Linked DNA regions of Mus musculus: region 2 is linked to region 1. Evidence: chromatin contacts called from ENCODE Hi-C or POLR2A ChIA-PET data. All regions are on one chromosome and are shown on one strand. The core of a region is the stretch at or near the end of the contact, and the rest is flanking DNA. Distances in the headings are between cores, read along the strand shown.

Region 1 (4,901 bases), core at 926-3,425:
CATGTCATCGAGCCTATAAATACCGTTCTCATCACCTGCAGCTGCAAAGCTAACGTCGCTTAGCTTGCCTGGATCTGCATTTATGGTCTTGCTTGATTGCAGAGCACACAGTTCACCCAGCCACCTCCCTCCTTGGGTCTCTGTGGGATTCTAGGGCTATCAGGGGATTGCCTAGAATGGAAAACCCATTAAACTACTGCCCCCAAGAAGGAACTGCCCGGTCCCAGGCTCACAGCTTCATTTAACTTTTCCATAGTTCCTCATGACTCTGTATCCATTTGTTCCCTCAAAATCCATTTTGGATAATCAGTCAACTACGTAAGCACTGTCCAAGGTCTGACAGTGTTCAGAGCACTGTGGAGATGTCCCTGGGGCATACAAAAATACTTTAAGACAGGGTTGGAGATACAGAGACTCATTAGAAAGGCAAGGCCCTGTGCATCTGCATCAGAGGACAGATAGGGGTAGCCACTGATGTGGAAACAAAGTGTAGGGAGGAAGTAGCCAGGATGTGAGGCGGAGGGAAGAGGCAATGTATCTCCAGGCCTCTGGAAGGTTTGTTAGGGAGCGGGATGAGATGCCAGAGAGGACAGAGTTGGAAACTGGAAGATGGGTGACAGCAACAAAGTAGGCAGGGATAGTAGTCCCCCAGGTGTGTAAGCCTGTGAATGTGAATTCAGGTGGGCAGAAGAGAGGAGTAGCACACAGACTGGAGAGGTGAGACAACCATGCTATGGGAAGCTTTACATTTTTAAGGTCCTGTGTACAATCTCCTGCCCTTCCTTCCTTTTGCAAGAACTAGTTGTTTTATGTTTGTCATTGCATCTTTGCCCCATGTGCTGTTTTCTAGAATAAGACTGTGTTATGAGCATCTGACATTTGCTTCGGGAATCTTCCTTTTGTCTCCCTCCCTCCTCACAATGGCTCACCAAGTGTGGAAGTCTCCAAGGGTCCTTTGCCATCTCAGCGTGGGTGACTTGCCAGGTACCATGGGTGCCTCGTAGACAAGACAAGCTGGCTTTCTCTTGGCAGGGAGTTTCATTTTGCCAATGGAACCAGACTTGGAAGAAACCAGATCGAGTGTCTGAACTATGTCCCCATAGACTGCCATCTTGGGAGGGCCAGGGGCAGACGCCAGGAGCTGGCCAGCGTCAGGGTACAATCTGGTAGCCACAGAAGAGCTCTCATCCTTGGAGAGTCTGAGTGCGTACTGACACCTGTTTGGCTTGGCTGGTCCTGGCTGGTCGCGTTTCCAACAGAGATGAGCAGGAGATGGATGAGTGGCTGAGAGCCGGCAGTGGTGGGAAAGAAAAAAAAAATCAGTTCAGGGGTAGACATCCACGAGGCAAACCCTAGTTAGACTGGTTCGCTGGACGACGTGAACCAAGCTTTCTCGTAATCATTTGAAGCACGCCGATGGAAGACAAGGGTGGGATGAAACTTCACGGAGCTGTTTATTTTTTGCATAAAAGGAAGATTAAAAAGAGCAAATGGCTAGAAGGGCAATGGACAGGGTTTAGTGGATAAGAAGAAAATCCATTGCTGGGAATTATGTGGGCCTGGAGGTTTGTGGTCCGGGGGTTGGTGTATGTGGGGGAGCTATGGTAGTAGTTCTTGGGCCCTTTCTCTGTCTGGGCTCTTGGCTTACTGCTGCGAACATGGCTTCTGGAGACCAAGAGGCTTTGTGGCAGAGGTACGCCATAAAGACTTACTCCCACCAAGGTAGCTGCAGCAGGGGGGCTTGCCACGCCTCCCCGCCTGCCTTACAACCATGACTTTTTTACTCAGAGACTGTCCATCTGTCCAGCCACTCCGCCAAGCCCAGAAGCCCCATGCTGGCTTCCTTTGGAAGAGCCCCAGCTCCCAGGGTGACCTCGGTAACAGCCGGGTACACGGACGACTTCAATCCCAAACTTCCCGTTACCAGGAAGAGCTTGGCCCAGGCTGTGAAAGTTACAATAACACAGTGGCTGTTTCTGAGCAGGAGCCTTCTGTGAAGTCATCGGGATAGTTCTCTCAGCAGCGTGTCTAATTTTCCCTGGCTGCCTTTCTGGGAGCCGGGCACCCAACCCAATTTAGTCCCTCCACTTTGGCTCATTCCTAGACTTCCATGCCATAAATCTGAGCCCCCCTCAGTGCCTGATCCCACCAGCAGGCAGACAATTCAGAATTAGCCATCGTCATGGTTGTCTAAACTGACAGGCAGGGAAACTGAGGCACAGCAGGCTACAGGGCCCTGTCCCACCTCCCACAGTGACCCAGCAGCACGGGTTGCCAGCAAGGCCCAGGATTCTGGCTGGAACTTTAACTATGGAACTCTTATGGAGGGCTAGGGGCCATGTGAATGGTTTCAAAGCTTTTACTGGGCCTCATTTGGCTCCAGATCCCAGAACTGTGTGCAATTGGATTTTGATGGGAATGCTGTGGAGTAGGAAGTGTGTTTGTGTGTGTGTGTGTGTGTGTGTGTGTGTGTGTGTGTGTGTGTGTGTGTGTGTGAGAGAGAGAGAGAGAGAGAGAGAGAGAGAGAGAGAGAGAGAGAGAGAGAGAGTGGTGGGCTTGATGGTGCTGTTTGGAATCCTTTTATGCTTTCTTGCCTGGAACTTGACAAGCCTCAGAGTAGAGGAAAAAACCAGAAAACTCAAAAGCAATGGGGGTGAGAGAAGAATCCTCCCAAAGCCAGGGTGCAGGCTGTGGGCAAATGCCTTTCTTTCTTCACCCAGAACCCCTGCCCTCAGGCACAGTAGGCTAGCTGGCTGGGCTGGTTTGGCCAGTCCAAGCCAAGGTTGGACTTTTGATTGCAAACACTCTCTCTTGCAGCCCCAGGCCTCCTGGGCGTGGCCTAGTGCTCTGGAGAGGGGGTGTGGGGGAAGCAAGTGGGGCCTTTGGGTTTCAGACAATTTCTAGGAGTCTCAGGGGACCTACATATTTCCTATGTAAAGTCCAGTCTGTTTGAAATTAGACTTCTCTTTTTTTGCTTATTTCCGGAGAGATTAAAAATAGAGACTCAGGCTTAATCTGGGAGCCTCTGAGATCAACAGGGCCCTGTTTCCATGAGTATGAAAATACCAAGCAGTCTCACCCATGATCGCAGGTCATGCATAGCAGGCCGGGTGTGTGTGTGTGTGTGAAGGAGTTTTAAGTTGTGCTCATTCTCAACAGCTAAGATTCTGTTTCTAGACCACAGCAAGGACACCTTCTTTCTAATTTCAACTAGAATAGAAGAGATCAGCACTGTTGAGGGCCCCAAACCCTTGTTGTGCTTCAGGTTTCTTGATGAGCTCAAGTTGCAGGTCCTGCCCGTCCACACAACCATTCAGTTCATAGTATGTATGGGGGGCAAGGGGTGGGCATCCTCTCTCTTCTGAGGATGCTTTTCAGGTTTCCTAGCTGTTGGCTGATGATAGCAGGTCAAACCCTCTGATGGTGCTTGCTCAGGAAAAAAGTAGATAAAGAAATAGAGAAATCTAGGTTGGACATCCTGGCATAGGCCAATAATCATAGTATTCAGAGGATGAAGGTCAGAAGATAGGTAGTTGGAGGCTAGCCTGGGATACATAGTGAATTGAGGCTACCCTAATTGCATAGTAAGTCCCTGTCTCAAACCAAACAAACAGATGGATGGATAAAGAAATGTGGCATACACACACACAGTGGAATCTTGACTGAAAATCCATCCCCCCCCACACCCCTAAATACTATTATGTGAGTAAATACCAATATATACATATGAAAATGCCACAGCAAAATCCATTATTTTGTACAGTAACAAAAAATATTTAAAACACAAAATCAAAGCAAAACAGAGATCTACTTGGTTCTAATCTCTGAAGAACTTAGATGAACACACTAGGGAAAAGTAGGAGCCATTTGTGACCGTAGACTTTTTACTCCCGAGGAAAGGGAGTAAACCATAGTGAACTACACATGCCTGAGACGAGGGAGCAGCAACTTTCTTGGGTACACAAAGTGGAGTGTGACAGAGACGAAACTCAAGAAAATAGTCTAATCTTTCAGCATATTCAATTCTAAAAAGGAGATACTGGCTAGTGGACTTCCTGCCTGGAGTTCTGTGTCCCATCTGGGGACCTCTTGGTGCTGCTCTCCAGCATTAAGTCACATGGTCATGCCTGTGTCTGTGTACCTGAGTTTGCTCCGTATAGGACTAGTGCGGGCCAGCATCCTTACTTCTGCTCAACTCTCAATGTACATTTGAGTAACTACTACATACAAGGATTCTTTGGTTGCTAAGGACCGAAAATCTGTCTCAAATTCCTTTAGCAAAAGGGAAACCCAATGGTCCATGGAATGGAAAGACCCAGAATTCAAGTTAGCATCAGACACAACTGGATTTGGAGCAGAAATAATGTTACCAGAACTTGGTTACTCTCCACTTCTCTTTGCCTCTCTGTGCCTTGCTAGCTTCAAACCCAGGTTTCAGGAGACAATAAAAGGACAACAACCCCAGCTTTCTGCCTCGCAGAATTTCAGTTAAAGGGAAACATTCTCCTCTCCAGGAGTCTCGTGTGTGTGTGTGTGTGTGTGTGTGTGTGTGTGTGTGTGTGTGTGTGTGTAATCTCAAGTTACCTTTTTGGCTCCGAAGGATATGATATCCACTGCCCAACCAATTACTACACCCAAGAGAATGTAACACCTAGATTGAGTTAAGGCTGGGTCACATGTATACTTTAAGTTTCGGGGTTGTATGTGTAACGGTTGTACTTTTGGGCTGAGAGCAACAGAGAATATGGGATTTCCCAAAGAGAAGTGGCACCTGGGTACCGGAAGAAGGTGGATGGATGCTGAATAGCTAAAATGCTAAGTAGGAAATGCTGCTGTTGTGTCTCCCCTACATTCCTCTCCCCGTACCTAGAGCCATTATCTATATCTTCCACCTAGAACTT
Region 2 (4,650 bases), core at 2,100-4,599, 110 kb before region 1:
ATAAAAACAAATCACAGCTAGAAGACAGAACCAATACTCGAATCCCGAACTGCTCAACGCCAGTGCCCTGGGTTCATCCTTAGAGGGTCTGAATCACTGTGCCTGGCGTCAACAATCCTGACAGGTAACCCAGGTAGCTTCAGGGCTTCAATCAGCCAATTCTCTTTTTACCTTTAACCCAGGGAAATCGAGGCCACCCTCAGGGCTCAGGTAGCAAAGGACCGGGAAGGGTCAGATTTCAATCCGAAGCCTTTGGGAGATTTCGCAAATGACCAGGAGCCTAGGAGGAAACGCAACCCCTCTAGGCGCTCTGAGGCGTCGCCTGGCGCCATTGACCGGTTCCGCCGTCTGGGGGGAGGGGGGATGCGGGCGACCCCGCGCCGCAAGCTTCCCCCTCAACAAGGTCGACTGCTTCGGCTCGGCTTTGGCGGACGCACACCGTCGTCTCCGCGTCTCCGGGCCTCCCGAGGACTTTCACTTTCCCGAGTCGCCCAACCTCGCGGCCCCGCCCCCCACCCCGAATACCTGCGTAGCGGAGGACGCGCGAACCGGAAGTCGGCGGCAGAGCGGCGCTTCCCCCCCACCCCCTGGCCGGAAGCGGCTACGCAGGTGGAGACGGCGGCCTGTGCAAGCTCCGGACGCTCGGGAGGCCTAGGCTTGAGTCCCGTGAGCTTCGCGGCTGGGCCGGGTACCTGCGGCCACCTGCGGATCACAGGCCCGCGCGCTGGCGGCCGCCTGTCCCGGACGCAGGGTTAGCGAAGGGTTAAGGAGCGCTGCCCCCCCTCCCCGGAAAGTCCCCTAAATGACGTCGCAACCCGACAATTAGAACGAAAAAAAAAGAGTTTAATTATAGAGACGGCTGTGGGATCAGGGACAAACCTGGGCGGGCGGGTAAACAAGCCGGGAGCGCGCCGCCCGCGGAGCCCGCGCCTCGGGGAGCGGGGGAGGGGCGGCCCGGGGGATCTGGGAAGGCGTAGGAAATTCGAGGAATCACACCCCCCCTTTTGAGAAAAAAAAAAAAAACAACAAAATTATTTAAGCAGCTCGGGGTGTCCAAGACCGCTCGGTCGCCTCAGGGACAGCACCACCCAGCGAGGTCGCCCCTCCCCGGCCAGGGTTCCCCCCTGCAGCTGAGCTTCGCAAACACTCGGGAGTTTAGAGCAGCCCGGAGGGTGATGCGGACTGAAAAGCCGAAATAACTTCACATCAGGACTCCGTCTAACCTTGTGGGTTTTAACGCACCCTGCTCTGTCCTGAAATCTGGAACTCATTACCTCATCATCGAGAAACTGCACGAAATCCGCGGCACACACACCAACCCCCCCCTGGAGCTGGGGAGGGGAAGGAGCAAACATCCCTTTAAAAAGAAACCTACACACCCGAATGATTTAAATTAAGGTGGATGGAAGTTATTTCCCTTCCTGGCGCTTGCCAGATTTCAAGAAAAGATGAAAAATGAGAGCGGGGGAGGGAAGGCACAGCAGCAGCAGCAAAACCCGGGGCAGCAGCCGTGTTAAAAAATGGGGGGGGGGGGCATCAACTCAAGTCACTGGAGAGGAGTCAAGCAGAGACCCCGCGGGGAATTAACGTTAGGTTCGTGGGCTGCAGTAAAAGTCGTGTTTCGCAAAGTTGAAAGAAAAAAAATTGTTTCTAAAACAGTTGTGATTTGGAAGGTTTCCCTGGGTTTGCCCAGAGGCTGGCGATAAATAAAAGTTTTGTTTTTTTTTTTTTTCTTAAAGTGTGCGTGTGTGTAAGGGGTGGTGCGCCTCGAACGCTCTGCTCCGCCCGCTCCGTCCTTTCCAGAGAAACGTACTCGTAATGGGGTGACCTAATTACATCGCAATGGAACTCGCTGGTAGCCACTCGGAGCACCGGGTTTCATAACAGACCCGGCGGCCTCGAATGCTGGGAAGAAACGTGCGAGGCCTGGGCGGTGCGGCCCGCGATTTCCGCCCGGGTCTCCACTGCAGCACGCGAGCCGGTGCGGGTGGGAGGCAGCCAGACCTAATAGTAAATAAACACATAGTTCGTGGTTTTAAAGGGCGGTGTAATTCATTGAAGGCCACTGAGTTCCGTGGGTCTTATTGCTTGGTACCCCCAAACCGGGCATAGTGACAAGCCATATGTTCCGTTCGCGTGGGGGCGGGAGAGCAGCAAGAAGTGTCGCTTCCCCCACCTCTACCTTCCTTCTTACCAAAGTAACTTTTTCCCCCCTTGTTTTTAACATTCGGGGATGTGTGGAGGAGGCAGCCCGAATTCAAAGCGCGCGTGGAAAGTGACTTGTTGCTCTTTTATTTTCAGGGGGTGCCCTTGAAAGTCTGGACTTTTCTGCTGTAGCAAGTTTAAAGATCGGTTATGTGAACAAAGCGCCCCATCTAGGTCTGAAAGAATTCTGCCCAGGCAGTGGTGCCCCCACCATACCGGGAAAACGCAGGCTGCCGGCCCAGCACGCGTGGACCCCGCGCTGCGCGCAAAATCTTACTGCTCTCGCCCCCTCCAGCCTAGGCTCTCCTGGAGAAAAAGTTTTCTCTGGTCATCCCTACTTCTTTTGCTCACTGATGGGAAACAACAAACATAAAACTCTTGACTCGAACATTTGGGGTGCTCCGCATTCCTAAACTCCTCGCCCAGCTCATTTTGCGATGGGCAGCCGGGTGTGGACAGGGAAGTCAGGGGAAGGTAAGTCGTGCGGGCACTTGGAGAAGTTTCAAGGGACACTAGCTCAAGATGGAAACCGCAGCCCTGGCCCGCTCAAGACCAGCTCCAGCGCCTGCTAGGAAGAAAAAAAAAAAAAAAAAAGACAGGGGGGAGAGGGAGGGAGGAGGGGGGGGAGAGAGAGAGAGAGAGAGAGAGAGAGAGAGAGAGAGAGAGAGAGAGAGGAGAGTCGAGCCCGCCTTCCAACTCTTAAAAAAAAAAACCAACAAACACAACAACTCGAACTCCGAAGGGGGTGGAATGAGTGATGTCACAGAGCCGAGCAGCGAGGTTGACAAAGGGTGGGCGCCCCTCCCCCTCTGCCGGGCTCGGCCCAGGGGAGGGGCGCCCCCGGAGCCCGCGGACTCGAAACTTTTCCTCTTTAAGAAAAAAAAGTTTTGCGCCGCTCCGAGTGCTTTTTTTTTTTTTTTTTTTCCGCCTTCTTTCCTCGTCTCCCTCCCCCTTCTTCCTTTTGAAAGTTTCTTTCCTCCCCCTTTACCCCTCCCTCCCTCTTGACCGCATGGCTGATTCAACCTCAGTGTCAATCAACTTTTTTTCCGCCTCCTCTTCTTCATTTAAATACGTTTAAAGCTCCTCCTTCCACCCCCCCCAACCCACCAAATCTTATAAATTGGGCTTTGCGCGCCGCAGCCCGGGAGAGTCAGAAAGGCGAGGGGCGCCGGGAGCAGGCGTGTGGGACTCCTGACCGGAGAGCCGGAGGCTGCGCCTTCCCCGCACCGGGACCTTCACGACACACCAGATCCTAGTCCTTGCCCCGTGCGAACGCCCACGATGACCACCACCCTCGTGTCCGCCACCATTTTTGACTTGAGCGAAGTTTTATGCAAGGTAAAGCAGGGCGGAGCGTTGGCTTTTTGAAAGTTTCTCTTGTGCTCCAAGAAACTCTAAAAAGTTTGGGTCTCGGGGACGTGAAGGAGTTTCACTGCTTGCGTTTCCCTCCATGGTGAAGGAATTTGTTTATGTCCTCCTCGCACTTAAGTTTCAGGTCCCAGGTGGGGTTCTGTGAATCCGGGGAGCAAAGTTCTGGGCGACTGCTCCAGTTTGCGGGGCAAGGAGGTGCGGAAGAGTGGTTAGGTTTGGGACGAATTTTGAAGGATTCTTTTCTGCATGGTGCACCTCCGGAGCTGGGCTAAGCGGGTGGGCTCGGCTTCGCAGTGTGCGCCTTGGGTTTCCTGTACCCGCTGGAGATGTTCGAGGTTACCCAACACCTTTTGCTAGGGGTCTCTAGGAAAAGCGAGGTCTCAGGGCGGTATCTGACTGGGAGAATTTTCCTGTCTGTTTTGGGGAGCTAAGAGATAATGCGACGAAGAAAGAGGCCGACTTAAGGTTCAAAAAGATGTAGGCAAAGCGACTTTGTAGTGGAGTTTGTCCGCCCCAGCTGGGCTAGGTTCCCGCTGCGGGAGCTGGTCGATCGTGCTGCAAACTTGGGGCTGAAACTGTTTGCTTACCTGGGTTGTGAGGCACTACGGTTCGTTGACTAAGGAATAGGGGAACAAAATGCTGCCAGACCTCAAGTTCCCGCCAGTTAGGATTTAAGAGGGCCAAAATGGGGCAGTTTGCCAGTCAGGTTTTTGAAAAACAAAACAGAAAAAAACTTTTAAAACCGTAATGTTCCAGGAGTGCGATTGAAATAACTCCGTGAATGTTGTTAATTTTTTGCCCGCTCTACTTCCCCCAACCCCCCAATTTGAAAGGATGAAGCTGCTAGGCTACTTTTAATTGCTGAACTGTTTTTGCCTTCCCTTAAACACGTCGGGTCATGTTGCTCTCTTCCTAGCTCGCTGCTCCTGTCGGTGCAGCTGCCAAGGCCCCGGGGCTGCAGGGTTGGGGTGCAGGGCCGTGCTGGAGTTGAAGAGCAACATCAAAAACTTTGCATTTTCGGCTTCTTTCCCTCCCTGCGTTTTTCCAAGTCTGTTTGCCCTGGCGGCAGCCTGA

Evidence for each region. A loop is a pair of places that touch in the nucleus more often than their neighbours do. ChIA-PET counts read pairs that join two places held with the same protein, here RNA polymerase II (POLR2A).
Region 2: a loop to region 1 is called in a map of heart, with 2.3 times the contacts of the local background. The contact joins the promoter of Zfp36l1 here to the enhancer-like site in region 1. A Hi-C loop is called at or near these places in 7 of 37 maps with a recorded cell type or tissue (adrenal gland, heart, left cerebral cortex and 1 more). POLR2A ChIA-PET finds 5 or more read pairs at or near these places in 3 of 5 experiments (all embryonic stem cell).

The regions. Positions count from the first base shown.
Region 1 is chr12:79,999,967-80,004,867 of GRCm38, reverse strand. No RefSeq gene overlaps it. Among named protein-coding and RNA genes, the nearest start is that of Gm36834, 17 kb to the left of the region's middle. Within about 2 kb of position 2,175, at least 2 of the 3 ENCODE cell types and tissues checked have a DNase peak (open chromatin) inside an H3K27ac peak, as active enhancers do; they include heart, where a contact is called at or near this core.
Region 2 is chr12:80,111,712-80,116,361 of GRCm38, reverse strand. Zfp36l1 (zinc finger protein 36, C3H type-like 1) reads left to right here and starts at 3,349. Exons shown (of 2, transcript NM_007564.5): 1 at 3,349-3,543. The coding sequence starts at 3,487. Gm52006 reads left to right here. Exons shown (of 3, transcript XM_030247048.1): 2 at 183-751; 3 at 1,740-2,782. The coding sequence ends at 1,819.